Linked DNA regions of Mus musculus: region 2 is linked to region 1. The links are chromatin loops, found by intact Hi-C in ENCODE. Cell type or tissue: left cerebral cortex. All regions are shown on one strand. Links, peaks and the distances in the headings refer to the core of each region. The heading gives the core; the rest is flanking DNA. Region 1 overlaps Ttll11 (tubulin tyrosine ligase-like family, member 11). Region 2 has its middle 73 kb from the start of 9030204H09Rik.

What was found. Hi-C counts contacts between places; a loop is a spot of excess contacts. Peaks named below come from ENCODE experiments on the same cell type or tissue, not always from the same donor. Only the 100,000 strongest peaks of a DNase experiment are listed, where the experiment ranks them.
Region 2: a loop joins it to region 1, with 2.0 times the contacts of the local background. A loop is called at or near these places in 15 of 42 quality-filtered maps.

Annotation. Positions count from the first base shown.
Region 1 is chr2:35,902,946-35,911,279 of GRCm38, forward strand. Ttll11 (tubulin tyrosine ligase-like family, member 11) reads right to left here. Exons shown (of 10, transcript NM_029774.3): 4 at 1-200. Gm35396 (predicted gene, 35396) reads left to right here. Exons shown (of 4, transcript NR_168304.1): 3 at 7,955-8,179. Among named protein-coding and RNA genes, the nearest start is that of Gm35396, 23 kb to the left of the region's middle. In left cerebral cortex, for the core only: a CTCF peak has its summit at 3,737 (motif pointing left); DNase peaks (open chromatin) are centred at 3,699 and 5,453.
Region 2 is chr2:35,741,684-35,750,017 of GRCm38, forward strand. No RefSeq gene overlaps it. Among named protein-coding and RNA genes, the nearest start is that of 9030204H09Rik, 73 kb to the right of the region's middle. In left cerebral cortex, for the core only: no CTCF peak of the experiment used is centred there; DNase peaks (open chromatin) are centred at 5,193, 5,539, 6,184 and 6,231; H3K27ac peaks cover 674 bases.

The DNA.
Region 1 (8,334 bases), core at 51-8,050:
ATGTCGAACTTGAGTTTGTCGATGAGGAGGGGCTTGCGGATGTACTCCTGGACCACTGCCGGCCTGTTATGGAGGGTCCCAGTCAGGCGACCATCACAGGGATCCTTAATGAGGTAGATTCCATCACCCTGACAACCACTATCCGGTTTCACAATAAAAGTGGGCTTCCAGGAGGGGTCACCTTCTTTCACCGTTTGGACCTGGAAGGGAGGGAAAACACCGGACTGTTAGGGATGTGGCAGAGATCCCCCTTCCACAGAGATGACACTGCCTGGGGGTCCAGTGACATGAGACTTGTCCTCAGTCTTGTATTCAAGAGTGAGGTGGAAAGTGGATTAGAAAAGTTGACCTGAGTTCAAGTCACTTCACCAGTTCTTAGTTGTATTCTTAACAAGTCATGTAACTATAACAACGGCAACAGCTTAATACAATTTGTGATTACCTGTGACATGCCAGGCATTGCACTGGGCTCTTTTACACTAGTCACCTCATCAAACCCTCCCAGAAAACACGGTTGTTATGGAGGGATGCAGCCATTGTTACATATGAGAGGAAAGAGTCAGCCTGCCTGGATTCAAGCTCTGGTGGTGTCATTTACAGAGCAAATTATTTCTCTCTACCTTCAATACTTGTCAAATAGAATTAAGGGCTTTTCCCCCCTTTCTGGATCTTGTTTGTTTTGAGACAGAGCATCTTGTCCAGCCTGGCCTTGAACCTTGAACTTGTCACCCAACCATCTTCACCTCCCAAGTGCTAGGATTACAGATAAGCAAGTATCACAGCTGGCTTGTGTGGTGCTGGGCTCTGTGCATGCTAGGCAAACATCCGACCACCTGAGCAGGCTAAGGACTCAAAGAGAAAATAAACTTGTGAGTTTAACTGGGGGAGGCAGCAGCGTTGAGGCTAAATCCTGGATTGATTACCCTAGAGCCCTGTGCCTTCCTCCATATTCTTTTCAACCCTCAATGGAACAATACAAAGAAGTGACCAGCCGAGATGTACAAAGGACCAGGCACAGTAACAAACCCTGAGCTAGCACACGAGAAACAGGCTTTCTGCTTTATTATGTGTATCTCACAGACTTGGCCAATCCCTCTACCTGTCTGGACCTTTCAGGAACTAGGTTCTGTCATCTGCAGCAGCTGCTCTTTCCCAGATCTGGGCTAGCAGGACATGCCCAAGACCATCTAGGCACTTGGCCAGCCCAGATCTGGACCTGTGGTTGTGTATAATTTATGGGTACCTGATTCCTCCAGGCTATGGCTTCAAGGTATTCCCCCTGAAGCTCACATGTTGGAAACTTAACCTCTAATATGCACATGTTGATGGTATCTTAATGTAGAAACTTGGCAGGTAAAGTTGAAGAAGCCTAAGCATAGAGCGATATGACAGCACTGGTAGTTTCATAAGAAAGGGAGAGACCAGCCCTCCTGTGTGCTGGCTAGCACATTGGATGTGTCTTGTCCCATAGAAGGCCCCTCACCAGCTATCAGCATCTTGATACTGGACTTCTTAGCCTCTGGAGCTGAAAGACATACATTTCTATACTTTACAAACTCAGAAGGCCTGAGCCATCCAGACATCTTTGTTGGGGTGCTTTGGGAAGCTATGGAAGAAGGTGGGCTGAAATGCTCAGAGAAGACATGTGAAGACAGACACCTTGCTCTCTGTAGCTCCTGGCATGGAAGCTCTCTTCTGAGCCATCCCCAGGAGCAGTGCCCGACTTGCAGGAGAAGTCGATGATGGTCTGGCGCTGGCCTCCCGTCAGCCTTTGCCTTCGCTGTGCAAGCCTGACCCAGGCCACCCACTCTCTAGAATGCACTTATCTCTTTGACTGGCCTATATTTCTAGCTGAAGCTTTTGCCGATTCCTGGGTCTTGTAAAAGATCCTTAACAATGGAGGGACACTTACAGCCTTGATAATGGCTCCCATCAATTGTGTCCTCCACGTCAGCAGGATTCCAGAACAGAACTTCACAAGAGATCAATGCGGGCTCCCTCTCAGGCCCAACCTCCTCACAGCCTTTCCTGCAACAGTGACCTTGACGCTTATGTCATTATTTAATATTCATCCGAAGCATCCACACGCACAGCCTTTACAGCAAACATGGCTGCTATGGACGAACGACAGCCGTGGATCAGCAAGTGAAAAATGTCAAGTTTGCACTGGTGGGTAATTTTTCCCTCTAGAAAGCTTTTGCTAGGCCGATGATACTAACAGTTCAATATATTATCAGAGTGATATTTTCTCCTTTGAATTCAGGGTATGTGCCTTAAATAAATTAAACTACATGGTCAATAGTCTCTGTCATTCATTACAGTGTTAAATATTTCTTCCTCTCTGTGCCAGAGTCATTACAAATCAAGATTATTAATTCTAAGAGAATCGTTGAATTTTCTGAACCAAAAGGATCCTCGGAGACCGACATCATCCCATCTGCTCATAATGCAGAGGGGAGGCTGAGGCTGAGGGAAGGGGCGGGGCCCGCCTGGGGTCCCATGATTGGCTAGCGAGGCAGGTGGGGTGAGAGCCTAGGTCTTTGATCCCACCTCAGGTTCCCTGTGACAATTTTATTTTTGATAAGATAAAATGAAAGACCCGTTTTTCTGATTCCTATAGCAAAGACTTTTTGTTTTGTTTTGTTTTGATTTGTTTTGTTTTGTTTTGTTTCAAGAGAGAGTTTCTCTGTGTAGATCAGGCTGGCCTTGAACTCAGAAATCCCGCCTGCTTCTGCCTCCCAAGTGCTGGAATTAAAGGCGTGCGCCACTACTAATCAGCCAAAGACTTTAATATCTCAGCCATTACTAATATCTGGGCTCTGACCTCACCCTGAACATGGCTGTCTTGGAACTGTGTCTTTGAATCCTGAGCTGTCTGGGATACCCCAACCCCAAATCTTCAGTCTGGGTTCCTAATGTGTTCAAAAGTGCCACAGCCTGGCTCACTAACTGCTCTGCAGGCAGGACCTAAGTGTGACCCCCAGCACCCACATAAGAAAGCTAGACATGGTGGTGTAACACTGTGATTCCAGATCTAGGGAGGCAGAGACAGGAGGAACCCAGGGCTGGCTGCCCACTGGGCTCCAGGCACAATGAGAGACCTTGTCTTAAAACGGGTAAAGAGCAATTGAGAAGGACCGTTGGCTTTGACATTTGACCTCTGACCTCTGACCTCCACACATATGCACATACAAGTGCTGGGTCTAGGAAATGAGGTTGCTATATTTCCAGTCCCCTCAGCCATTACTTTAGCCAAAAAAAAAAAAAAAAAAAAAACAGAATTCCTATCTTCTGAACCTTTCTGGTTTTGCTTAACAGACATCTTTCCACTCAACGACTGAAGCTAAATATAGCTTCTGTCTCTGGGCCCAACCTCACCCTCACCTTCCACTGAAACTCTGACGATTCTGGCTGAAGCCTGAATATGTGATTCTGTCGTGTGCACTGAGAACCACCGGACTAAAGTGAATTAATTAAGCCAAAATAGCATCTGAAGCCACTGTCTGAAATGAAGTTCTATGCCTTAGTGTTGGCCGGAATGTGAGGAAGACGGCTCTTAAACTACAGCTGATGGTATCTTTGGTTTATCCAACTCTGCTGTCGGATGTGAAATCCATTATCTTGTAACTGTATACTCGGATGGCTGAAAGAGATACATAGGGGATGCCGGCTGGCTTGCCTGGCACTCAGGAGGCTTATTGAAAATTTTCTGCACCTTTACTGCCCCCTAGTGGTATTCTGGAAAGGCGTCTGAGAAAGCCTGGCTTTCCAACATTACTTAAGTGGGATATTATTAGCCTGAAAACGGAAGGGAATGATAAGACCAAAACCTTGAGCACTCTGTGCAGAGAAACAAGCCAAACACAAAACCAAAAGGACTTTAGGATCCCACTGTGCAAGGTCCCCAAGAAGTCAAATTCTTAAGAATTTGAAGTGGCAAGAATACAGAAATAGAAGGGGTTGGGGTTGGGGGTGGGGTGGGGTGGTTAGTAGAGTTAGCAATTTAATAAGGACAGAATTTCAGTTACTTAAGGTTTTAAAAATTCTACAGTTGGATTGGGCAATATTTGTACCACTGAACTTTACCCTCCAAAAATTATGAAGCTGATAGAGTCCCTGCACCCAAGCATGTGGGCCTAGGTTCTAGCCCCAGCAACCAGATAAAAAGCTGGGCATGTGGCATGTGCCTATAATGCCAGAATCGGGGTGGGGTGGGCAGCACTGTGACAGGCAGATCCCAGCAGCTCTCTGATTGGCCAGCATAGCGGAAGCGATGAACTCCAGGTAGTCTGGAAAGCTAACACCAAGGACTAGCTCAGAGATTCTTGACAGCAGTCTCTGGTCTCCATGTGTACACACATACGTGTGCGTACATCTATGTGAAAACATACGTGTACCCTCCCTGCCACACAAAAGAAAAAATAGGCAAAGCTGGTAAACTTTTGTTATGTGTGTTTGCACCAATTAGCCTTCGCTGAGTTGAAAGAAGTGTAAACCAGAAAAATCTGGATTTTGGCTCCAGTGTTGCTAGGATATTTCTGCCTGTCATGTGACCATGGAAGGTCACTGGACTTTCTTCTGTGCTCTGCCATGTTCACCTATAAAATTGAGGGTTTACTAGAAGGTCCTGGGGCTCAACCAGCTAACTAGTGCTAAGCAGGGGATTCTCTATTGGAGGCTGTATCACAAACATTCATGGAACCACCAGAGAGATCATGCTGTGCGTTACCATCAGCACACAGGGTGACCTGTGAGCTCAGGGATTTGCACGGGAGATTTATGACGAGTTTGCATCAAGCAGGCAAGGCCTGTGTGAGAAGCAAGGCAGAGCACCTGGAGGGAGGAAGTTCAGCAGCCAGACTAGAAAGCCACAGAGCGTTATTAGCAACAAGGGGAAAGCATGGGGACAAGTTCTGAATTATGATGACACCAGAGATGTCAAAGATAGTTAGAGCCATGTTTTGTCACATTGGAAGACCTACGTTTCATTCTAACAATGCAGGCCATTGGTGTCATGGGAACGGGCTGTGGATCTTCAGGACAAACAAGACTCTGATAGACAAAGTGTGTACTGGGCAGGACACAAGGGACCAGTCCAACAGCTGTGAGGTCTGAGACTCAAGGGAAATTCCAACTCTTGATGTACACAACAATTCCTGAGGCCAGCTAAGACTGAAGCTGCTGTCATGTAGGTGACCCAGGCCAAACAAGAAGGGCAACACGGGCCATCTGAGAGGCAAAGTGGGAGGTGATGAGGGTGGTTGCAAAGAACAACTTGAGTAGATGGCAAAGCAGGAGAGAACAGAAGACATTCAGGAGACTGCCAATGGTGGAGAACAGCAAGAGAATGACCACTAATGTCAGGAATAGACATAAGCCTCCACTCATGAGATCACACAAGACTCCCACTCAAGAGATCACACAAGACTCCCACTCATGAGGTCACACAAGACTCCCATTCAAGAGATCACACAAGACTCCCACTCAAGAGATCACACAAGACTCCCACTCATGATATCACACAAGAGTCCCACTCGGGAGATCACACAAGATTCACACTTATGAGGCTACACAAGACTCCCACTCATGAGATCATACAAGACTTCCACTTATGATCACACAGACTCCCACTCAAGATATCACACAAGACTCACACTCATGGGGGTCACACAAGACTCCCACTCACGAGCTAAATAGGAGCCACTCAAGACACTATGGTTCAGGCCCTGTTCTGCACACTGCATCTCATTTAATCCTCACAACCATCTTATTTTATAGACCAGAAAATAGAGGGCCAGAGATGTCTATTAACCTTCCAAAAGTAACACAGCCAATAGGGTGTGAAGCCAGGGTTTGAATCCAGGCAGTCAGATTCTAGAATCCATGTCCAAAGGGAAAAGCTCATGCCCGAGTATGAGAAGCAAGCCTGATTGGAAAGAATCTTGATGAATATCCCTTTGGGGAGTCAGGATGATGATACTCTGCAAAGGTGGCAACTTTGTGCTTTCGAGAAGGAAGAAACTAATTGATGTGTATGATTACAGGAAGATCCTTCAGCTGCGAGATAGAAAATGTCCTGGAGGAGGCAGATGTCCAAGGACAGAGAGGAAATGCTTGAGCAACATTCTGGAGGCAAAATACACAGCTGTGTACCTAAACCTCACCAGGTCCTTCCTCCTCCTTTCCGTTATTTAGATCAAGCATCTCATCGCAGTGAGAAGAAACCAGGGCCTCGTGGGCCGATGACTTCCAACGTCCTGTTAGGGAGCTAAGAGGAAGGGAGATTTAGCAGGAGCAGGGGAGGAGATGATCCAGATATTGGGACAAAAAGGAAACAGCTGGGAAGTGCTTACTGTCACTTCATGTCTTTGTTACTTTTCTGTTGCTGTGCTAAACGCCATGACCAAGGCGACTTATGGAAGAGAGTGATGGCTGAAGAACAAGCTGACAGCTCACATCTTGAGTGACAGACAGGAAGCAGAGAGCACACACTAGAAATGGCTTCTTTACACTCTCCAAACCTACCTCTAGAGATATACCTCCCCCAACAAGGCTGTACCTCCTGAACCTCCCCAACACTGCCACCAACTGGAGACCAAGTGTTCAAATACTCTCTCATGCCTATAGAAGACATACTTATTGCAAAGTCAGCAGGTGATGACGCCTGCCGCAGAGGCATGTCCTATCAGAACTTGACCTGCAGGCAACTGATGATCTTCATCTGGAGACTGCCACATGGGAGGCTGAGACTGACAAAAGACAGTGTCATGGCCACAAGAGTCCTGATGGCCTGGAACAGGGGCATCGATAGCTGCGCGGAGGCAGAGTAGCGACACAGAGAACTAGGTTGCTAGGAACGTACTAGTAACTAGATGGATATAAGGAGGTGGGGGACGGAAGGTCGCAGGTTTTAGGGCCTCAGTATTCACAGAGGGGTGCTATGCCAGGTACAGACTGAGGGAACAGGGCAAAGAGCTAAGGCAGGGGGTGGGGGGAAGGAGTCCTTCCGCTGAGTCACCCTGAACTGACCACCAGCTCTTGCCACCTGGATTTTAAGCTGGGATGCAGGATAGCTCGTGGAGGGGGGTGAGAGTGGGGGTGGGGATAGGTCCTGACACCTTCAGCTCTGACTTAATGAGAGCCATGGACCATGTGGAAAGGAGGGCGCCTGCCACTGTAACTGGCTCTGAAAGGATCCCAGTTAAGAAAAGCTAAATTGTAATTTTTAAATTGAAAAAAAAAAAAAAAAGAAGAAGAAGACAAAAAACCCAAACAACACCCTGCAGCTTTATCACAGACTATTGGTTTAAAAGAAATAGTGCTAAGTATTCCCTTGCATCTGTTGCTGGTCACCCATGTGTGATACAGCCTTCAGGGAGATGTCCTCCTTGGTGACAGCCCTGATTCACCCACCCCAGCAGCCTGTCTCCATCCTTGCCCTGTCCCTCTTTCTTGCCTTCATGTGTGTTTGCCTGAGGCCTCCACTGGCCCCTCTGCCCCTCTTCACTTGCAGAATTCCTACCCAGCATGCACACCCACTTATGGGTGTGCTGGCCTGGCATTCAATTCTCCAAGCGGATCTTTCGCTTCCCACCATGCTGCTTCCCTGCATCTACTGTCTCTCCACACTCAGCCCTTTAAGGTACAGGAAGGAAATGTCACTGCACCTGTGTGTATTTGTGCACATGCATGTCCTTCATAAACAGAGAAACCAAGACCGAGAGGCCCAGAGACTTGCCCAAGGCTGCATATAACTAGCAGCAGACAGGGAATTAAAACACAAAATCTTCAGAGTCCTGCCCTAAATTTCTCTCTACCAGAATGAAGTGGGGGCTCTCAATGTTTTTTGGGAGCAGCCGTCTCATTCCGAACAACATGCAACATCTGGTGAGTGACAGCAAATACTTCTGAGCTATGCCTAGTAATCTGTGGGTTTCACGTTACCATTCCACAGGAAACAAAGAAACGGGCCTGGTAAGGCACTCGGAGCCGACAGTTGTCCAGACAGCAGGTGGAACGGGTGCTCCAGCTGGGCTGGCCTTTTCTTTAGAAGATGCTTTGGGTTTTACCTGGGAAGCAGGCACAGCACCACACAAACTGCTCAGAGAAGCTAGAGCCAAGAGTTCTCCACCCGCTTTAGCTCAAATGTCTGTCATCAATTTAATGGATGTCACTCTTGGTGAGTGCGACTTTATGTGGGGCAGAATCTATCCATCATTAGGGAGCAATCAAAACGCCATTTGAGATCGCATCTAGGGCCATAAACCTCATCTAATCGGAAGGAACTAGTCATTTTGTGTTTGTCCATTTTTCCAAGGCCCTCCTCAACACCAG
Region 2 (8,334 bases), core at 243-8,242, 160 kb before region 1:
GCCTTGCACATCTGTTGGTTTTTAACTTGGGGGCTTTGCATGTTCTCCAGAACCATAGCAGAGAGGGGGGTTAGGAGCTGACTGGAGCTAGCACTGGAACAGGGAAGGGGGTCGTGGAATGGCACAAAGTGTGGGCTGGGCTGGGGTGGGGGTTCTGAGCACTCAGCAAGGCTGTTCATGGCTTCCGGTGTGGGGGGGTTCTTAGGTTCTTCCCTATTCTCCATTGATGCCTATGGGGGCTTGTCTTAGTGACTGCATGTGCTGATGGCCTGTGGCTTACATCTTCCCAGGGAGCAAAGTGGTGGGCTCCGCAGTATAGACAAGGCACTGTGGGAAGGCTGAGGCACTCAGAGTTGTCTGGCTTGGAGAAGACAGCTCATGTAGAAGAGGGATTTTGCAGAGCTATGAGCAAAGGCCAATTCTTTTCATCGGCAAATAGTGTTACAAATCAAGAGCAAGCGTGTTGGACCAGCAAGCCAAGATGAGGGTGTGGGGGTGGGGGCCGGGGCGGGCAGCTGACAGAACATGAATTGCTGATGGCTCTCCACACAGAGAAGAGTCTCGAAGTGAAAATTAAATCTGTAATGAGATGGTACTGTGTTTCCTACCCGCCAATGGACTAACAGTTGCGTCCCGACAGTACATGCCAGCCTGGCGCTTTCGCACAGGTTTAATGGGGCTGAAAAAGTGCCTAACCCTTTTGAAGATCAACAAAACCACATTGGTGTAATTTTAAAATGCGTGTACCATTTGGCCTGGTAATTCTCCCTTCAGGACACGTGATTCTTGTACATAAAGTGAGTGTGTTTGTGACAGCTGTCCCTGTGACACTTAGTGACAGACCTGGCAAGATGAAGATATATTGATTAAGAACCAATGAAGAAAGGAGCCATATACTATGTAATTACAATATATCATGTACTGGATTCTATAATTGCTAAAAAGCTAAGACCCACTTCCAGGTGTGTACCATGATACAGTGTTGTGTATGTACCAAAAAGTGTTGGGTTGAAAAAGCAGAGAACAAGTTGGTGTGTACAAAACAGAAGAATGGACACAAACACCATACACCATACACACAGACACACGTGCACACATACATATAAAAACACACATATATGTATGCACACATACACCCTGCATGTACATACACACCCCCCACACACACATACATGCCACATACATGCCTAAGAGTTCTTAAATGTACACAGGCTGCCTAAAAAGACACGGAAACCTGCCAACAGTAATGAGGGGGGATGGGGACACTCCTTGTCACTCTCTGCCTTTACACTGTACTTTGTTTTAGCTCCATGTATCATGTCGTCTTTTTGTCAACTTGACACAGCTAGATGTGGGAAGAGAAAACTCAACTGAGAAAATGACTCCATCAGATTTGCCTACAGAGCATTTTCTGGAGTAATGACAGATCGGGAAAAGGCCCAACTCATTGTGGATGGGGCCACCCATGGGCTGGTGGTCCTGGGCCGTATTAGAAAGCAGGCTGAGCAAACCAAGGGGGAGCAAGCCAGTGAGCAGCACCTCTTCATGGTCTCTGTGTCAGCTCCTATTCCCAGGCTCTTGCTTGAGTTCTTGCCCTGACATTCCTCAGTGGTGCTAATGTATAAATACTGAGTTTTTACAAGTTGCAATCGCCCCCATCCACTGAACATTTTGCAGGCCCTAAGACTTCTCTAGGAAGAACAAGAACTTTGTCCTTCTCCTCAGCTAAGGGGACACTTCCCAGGCCTCGTGTGAACACAGAGAGACGTGGACAGACTAGCACACAGGGACAGCAGTTGGGAGCCTACACTGTGTGGATAGAGTCCACTGTTTGCAGGGCCAGGGGCCATGCTTGGGGACCAAGTCGGTGGGTGTCTTAGTCCTCTCTGCTTGGAGCTAGGGACTCGTTGACCTGCAGTAACAAGAGCAGTGGCTTTCGTCTGTCTATTGTCACAAGGAACTCTGTACCCTCTGCAGTCAAACCTTCTCTGATGGCTGCATGGCCAGTAGTAGGGGACAGTGGCTCCATCTGCTCAGCTGTAAAATGGGAACAATGCCATTGCAGTCCCCTGATGTCTGGGTGGCTGCAGCCGACAATGAACCTGGTTATCGGACATTCTTACGTTTCCTGTCACAGCCAGGCACATCGGGTTAGAAACAGGGCTAGCCAGATTGCCGGAACCCTAGGTTGTAGATTCCCCTTGGTGTTCACTTTGCAGACAAGCCCAGCCATTTCTGAAGGCTAAGCCCCATGGCTGACTTCAAGAGCTCCATATGAGGTAAAACTCAGCACAGGGAGACCTGCAGGCTGCAGGGACTGTGATGTTCCTGAGATGGCTTCAGGGAGCTGAGGGCTTCTGGAAACTCTGACATGCTGCTATGGAGGGACTTCGCCGGACCCTCACACTGCTCTGATAGTGCCGGAGCTTCACCACTTAAAACAACCCATTCATTCAGTTGTCCATTCATTCATTCATTCATTCATTCTTTCTTTCTTTCATTCATTCGTATGTGGGGGTATAGCATGGTACACATGGGGCAGTCAGAGGACAGGTCATCTGGTTTGGCAGCCAGGTTCTTAATCTATTGAGTCAATTATGTGACTGGAGGTCCATCTCTGAGACCAGCTCTGGCATTAACACACGGCTACCACGGGCAAGTTATGTCGTCTCAGCTTTGTACCTCAGTTTCCCCAAATGTACACTGGGTTGAAGTTGTGAGTACAGCCAGTCATTCACTCCCACGAAGGTTCAACCAACAAATACTCCAGCATATTCCTGAATGAGTGTAACTATTGAGAAGGGATGAGTCTCTCCTGGTCGTTACTCCCCCTACAACAGTTAACAACTCTTTCTCCAGCACTTTCACTGAATTAAAGCCTCGAAGTCTAGAGGGGATTTAAAGTATATGGAAAGATGAGTTACATCTCGTCAATACCCACTTTACATAATCGACTTGAACATCCTCAGAGTTTGGTATCTTCCGGGACCTTGGAATCAATCAGCTTTGGATTTCAGGGACGACTGTCTGGCTGAGACAGGTGTGCATATGTTGGTGTGGGTGGGCATATGCCACACCCGGGGCAGTAAGAACACGTGGCCATGTTGCAGTGGGGTGGGCTGTGGCAAAGGTTTTGTGCAGGTGTGGTTCATAGGTTAGTGTGCATGGGTACCCTAACTGAGCTTGTAGAAAGTGATTGTGGGCCCACATTACTCTCTCGAGTGTACAGGCAAGTGCATTTCCCATCATAGCAGCCATGGGATCAGGGCCATATGACAAGGTGATGGCCAAGGCATGTGGGGCAGAGACAGAGCTGGCTTTGGCCAGAACAGTAACCCAGTTGACCTCCTGCCTCTCTGGAGAGGGAAGCAGAGCCCAGGTTGGAAGCAGCTAGAGTCACCCTGGACTGCTACCTGGCCTACTAGGTGCGACTATGTGAGCATGAACTGAGCCTCCTAGGGAAGCTGCTGCAGCCTGCAGTCTTGCTTACTTCTATTCTACCTAGGCTGGCGAAAGTATGGACAGGGTGCTGTACAGAATGCAAAATTGACAGGGCTTTTCAAGCTAACACATGAAACTTCAAGTAAGTGACTATTTCTGACCTGTCAATCTGTGGCCTGCTTTGCCCCAACACAGTCATGGACAGACCCTGTGTCCAACTGTGGCCAGAAGCTGACGACTCTGAAAATGGCTCAGGGCAGGTCCACGGCAATGCTGACTGAGTTGCTGCTCAGACAGCAAATCGTTACTGCTTCCAAGACGATTAGGGTGGCAGACACAGCCTGAGGCTTCAAGAGTCCCCAAGAACCGCTCTTCCGGGGGAGAGAGAAGCCTATTTCCATGGACTGAATATTGTCGTCCTATCCCTCCGAAACTCACCTGTCCAACTCCTCACTCCAGCTGTGACCATATGAGGAGGTGGGCATTTGGGAAGTGATTAGATCAGAGACAAGACTGGAACGTTTCTGAAAGGACCCTAGACTGCTCTCCCATGCTCTTCCTGCCAGAGAAAAGTTCAATGAGAAGGAAGAGGGCAGGCTGCAGCCTCAAGGGCCCGCATCAGAACTTGACTATGCTGGCATCCTGAGCTCGGAATCCTAGAACAGTAAGGAATAAAATTCCTGTTCTTCAGCTTATGGTATTTTGCTACGGTGAGCTAAATGGATTCAGTCATCCCTTCCCATCTGGAACCAAGCTTCTTCCCTGGGATGTGGCATGGACCAATTTTGATAACCGTACACCTTAGCCTGCAAGAGGCTAGCGCTCCAGGACTCACAGTGGTGGAGCTAGAGGTATAGGTCATGGCTGGATTCCAGAGGCTGGCAGTGAACTTGGATGGGTACTTCTCCCGGGACCCCAGCGCTATAAAAGCCTGGAGTTCACAGGCTCACAGGTAAGAGCGGCAGAGGTGATGGAAGCATGGGAGGCTCGTGCTGCTGGTGTGTCTGCAGAAGCAGAGCACAATGACGGTGACATCGCTGCCACCGAGTCCAGTTTTGAAAGTGGCACCCTGGAGTTTCCTGGGCTGACTCCACGGGGCATACTTGCTAAAGTGATGGGCTAAGAGCTTCTTCATGAAGAGGCTTACCTCACACTCCCACCTTACAAAGCAGAGCAAGAAGATCCCCCTTTGGGCTCCCTCGTTTGTAAAAGAATAATTTATTTTTGTCTTTTGTTTTTTTTTTTTTTACAGCGGACCCCTTACATGATTGGGGGGGGTGATGTTGGATCGGCTAGGATTAAAGGCAAATGTGGACCCCAATCCCCAGGGATTCTCATCAAATGCCCAGGGTGCTGGGGGAAGGCTGCCGGGTGAAAAGAGTCTCAATTCCAAGCCTCAAAGCTGCACCCTGGTGCAGAGGACCCAGGAAGCCATGCCTGCAGGTGTGCTGCCTTCTTCTCTACTAGGCTGAGGGACTCCTGGTAGGCAAACCTGGGTCTCTCTAGAAGACGTGGAGTGACAGCTCTCTCATCCCTAAAGAGCCGAGGCCTGTGACACCAAAGCCTGGGCCAAGAAGGCTGTCCCAGCATTTGAGGACAAGGCGTGTGACTGTTCTGTGAAATAGCAACCAAAGGACCAGGGAGTTGTCAGTGGGCACTGCCTGCCTAAGGGGCTTTCTTCCCTAAGTGGCAGAGGGCTGTGCAAAAAAACCCAAATGTTTCTCTGAAGCCACTGGGGGTGGAGATTTCCAGGGAGCTGGGGGTCTCACTTTATTTTTAACTCCAGGCCATCTGCTTCCCACTTCCCACCGGGTGGGCCACAGTCTGGGAGATATTCAGAGTGAACATATGCTGCACCCGGGCGGGGGGGGAGATGGGGGAGGAGGCTGCGGGCGGGGGGGGGGGGAGGAGGTGCTGGGAGGAGGCTGTGGGGCAGAGGGGGGGGGCTGTGTTCTCTAGAGTCGTGACCACCAGATATGCTGGCCAGCGGGGTTCATGATGACCTCTTTGCTGTTTTCTCAGCACTTCAGGCTCTGGGGAGGAGCTACATAGGTGACTTCACATAGAAGGAGCACAGAGAGCAAACCTCTCGGGACAGGCATCCCTCCTAGAGTCTCTGAAAGGTGGGGTCAACTTCTAACAGGGCCCTCTCTGCTAAGAGAGACGGTTCTTCAGGCAGGTTTGGAGGATTTCCTAAATTCTCTCTCTGGCTCCCTCAGGATTTCATGGGTCCCTAGAGTCACTATCTCTCAAGTAAATATCAACCATAAGGTGAGAAAAAAATTAAAGGTGCCCTTTTCTTACCAACTGACCCCAAATGAACAAACATTGCCATTCCCCACAACACACACACCCAGCAGGTTTGCTGTTGAAAATTACCACATAAAAGAAATTGTCAATACTCCATAGCTGTTTATATAGTGAGCCGTGGTTAGCAACACTCAGCCTCATTTTATTACTGTATTTTGTGACGTTACCAAGACAACTGAGGCTGTAACAGAGACTTTCATGCGACATGAAAATTTAATAAAGAATTCTGAAAGGCTTTTAAGAGGTGGGAGTGATGGAGGGAGGTGGGCTTGAGGTCTCCACAGACTTCCAGGAGCCTCTCCTGCCAGGGCTCACGGCCTGCCAATGAGTTTCCTGGCAGCCATTGCTTCCAGCATACGGACACCATACCTTTTCTCTACAGACGTTTGTGAAGACAGTTCCCAGGTGCCAAGTCTCATGCCAGGCTCGTTGTGACCGTTTTGACGTGATCTCTGATGCACGGGAGAGGGACAAGTGTCAGGGAGTGAGAGTCACCCATCAGGCCACTCACCCGACAGGCCAAGCAAATTCAGACTCTTAGGAGACTTCCAGAAGAGACGGTCTCTGCTGGCTTCTCCATTCTGGTGTGAAATAGGGAAAATACCTCAGTAGCCTAAGTGAGGCCTGAGAGAGGCGTGACATCTGGGGACCACAGCCCTGGTTAGATTCAGCACAAATGCTTCCTGTGGAGAGAAACATTTCCCAGAAGCCTCTTGGTGAGCAGGTTTTGCTGTACGGGGAGGCAAAGGGCCTGTTTCTCTGTTTTCCAGATCAGACTCAGAAGCAAAGAAATTCCAGCAATGAGGAAAATGGTGTTCAGTGTGTGTGTGTGTGTGTGTGTGTGTGTGTGTGTGTTTTGTGTGCTCATACATTTGTGTGTGCACGTGCATGTGTGTGCTCACACATGTGTGAATGTATGCACTTCATGCATGTGCCTGTGTGTGTGCTCTCACATGTATGAGTGTGCAAGCATTGTGTGTGTGTGAACACATGTGTGACTATGCATGCATGAGTGTGTAAGTGCACACAGGTGTGTATGTGCATGTGTGTGTGTGTGTGTGTGTGTGTGTGTGTGTGTGTGTGTAAGTATAAACAGAGGCAACGTGTTTTTTCCAGTTAAAGCAAAGCAAGATTTGGTCATAAGAACTGGCAACTGGAAAGCTGTCCATTCCCAGCAATTTCTTTGTCTCTGAGAACAAGAAACACACATTGCATTATTTTGTGAGAAATAGTGTGTGGGAAAATTTCATCAAAAGAAATGGGAGAGTGGCAACATTATCAACTGAGGCTAGGTAGGTTTCAGGCTGTATCGCTCACTGGTGAATTTCTCTATTCAAGCTGGGGCAGTTCTCCGCTGCTGGGAACGCAGCTCCGAGATGAGGGCTCCTGAGTCCCGAGCTTAAAGAGAGGGCACCCAGTGCCAAGCACTGCCAGCCCAGTCCTCACTCACAGAGCTGAGGACTAACAGACGTTAGTCAAGGGACAAAGCGGGGCAGCCAAGCACTGCCAGCCCAATCCTCACTCACAGAGCTGGGGACTAACGGACATTAGCCAAGGGACAAAGCAGACAGGTCAAGCTGTTTTTTGGAGTAGTACCTCTGCCAGTCAGAAGGCCAACTCCAGACATTTGAGGAACGGCAATGAATGGTTTCAAGTTTGTGTCAATGAAAGGCAGCAGGGAGGGAGGGAGGGAGTCAGTCACTCGGGCTTCATTCATCATGATTGACATTATTCAAGAAAGCTTTTACTTCTGTCCTGCTACAGTGGCTAGAACCCAGAAGCAAGTGTGAAGGCAAGCAAACATCCCGCCAGCACATGGTTTGTATAAATACTTCTGCACTTCCATGCTTTTGTTGTCTTACCTAATTGTCCCAAGACATGGAGAGGGGGTATTGCCCAGTTAGGTGGTCGAGGACCTGGGGTTCTTACAGTCTGTGTAATAGAGGAATAAGTCAGAGGGTCTATGTCCCTAGAATTCCCAGGTATGCTCTGGTGGAAGATCAGTTTCCTGGCAGCATGGGCTGCCACGTCTGCCTAACTGGGCTTTGGATAGGTGTCAGAAAGTCTGGTGACAATCCTCATCTTTCACTGGGTAGCTGAGAGGATCAGACAAGAGAATAAATTTAAAAGAACCCCTTGAACTGTGAAACACTGAGAACATGTTCATTCACACAACACAGGGAGTCTTTAGAATAATCTAGAAAGACATGGAATGGTTTTCAAATGCCTGTCCAGCCCCACTCCCTAACCACCTATGTCCACAGCAGACATCAGGCTGTGGAAAGGCTCAAAGGTCAGCAAAGTCATTGCCTATTCATGGGTTCACGGGACAGCCTCCACGCTTGGGGAAGGGAATCAGACAATTGAGAATGTGGGGATTTTTTAGCCAGTTGGCTCAATGAAGCTTCTAACGTCATGATTCATAAGGGCATTTGCAGCACATGCAGAGGCGAACGTCTCAGTTTCCTATCACTAGCAACTGGCCTGCATCCAACAGTGCTGCAGCTGCGTTCCCACAGGTGAATTTGACAAAGAAGGGGGCTTTTTGGGTTCCTGGACATACATAGAAGAGGCCTCATTCTG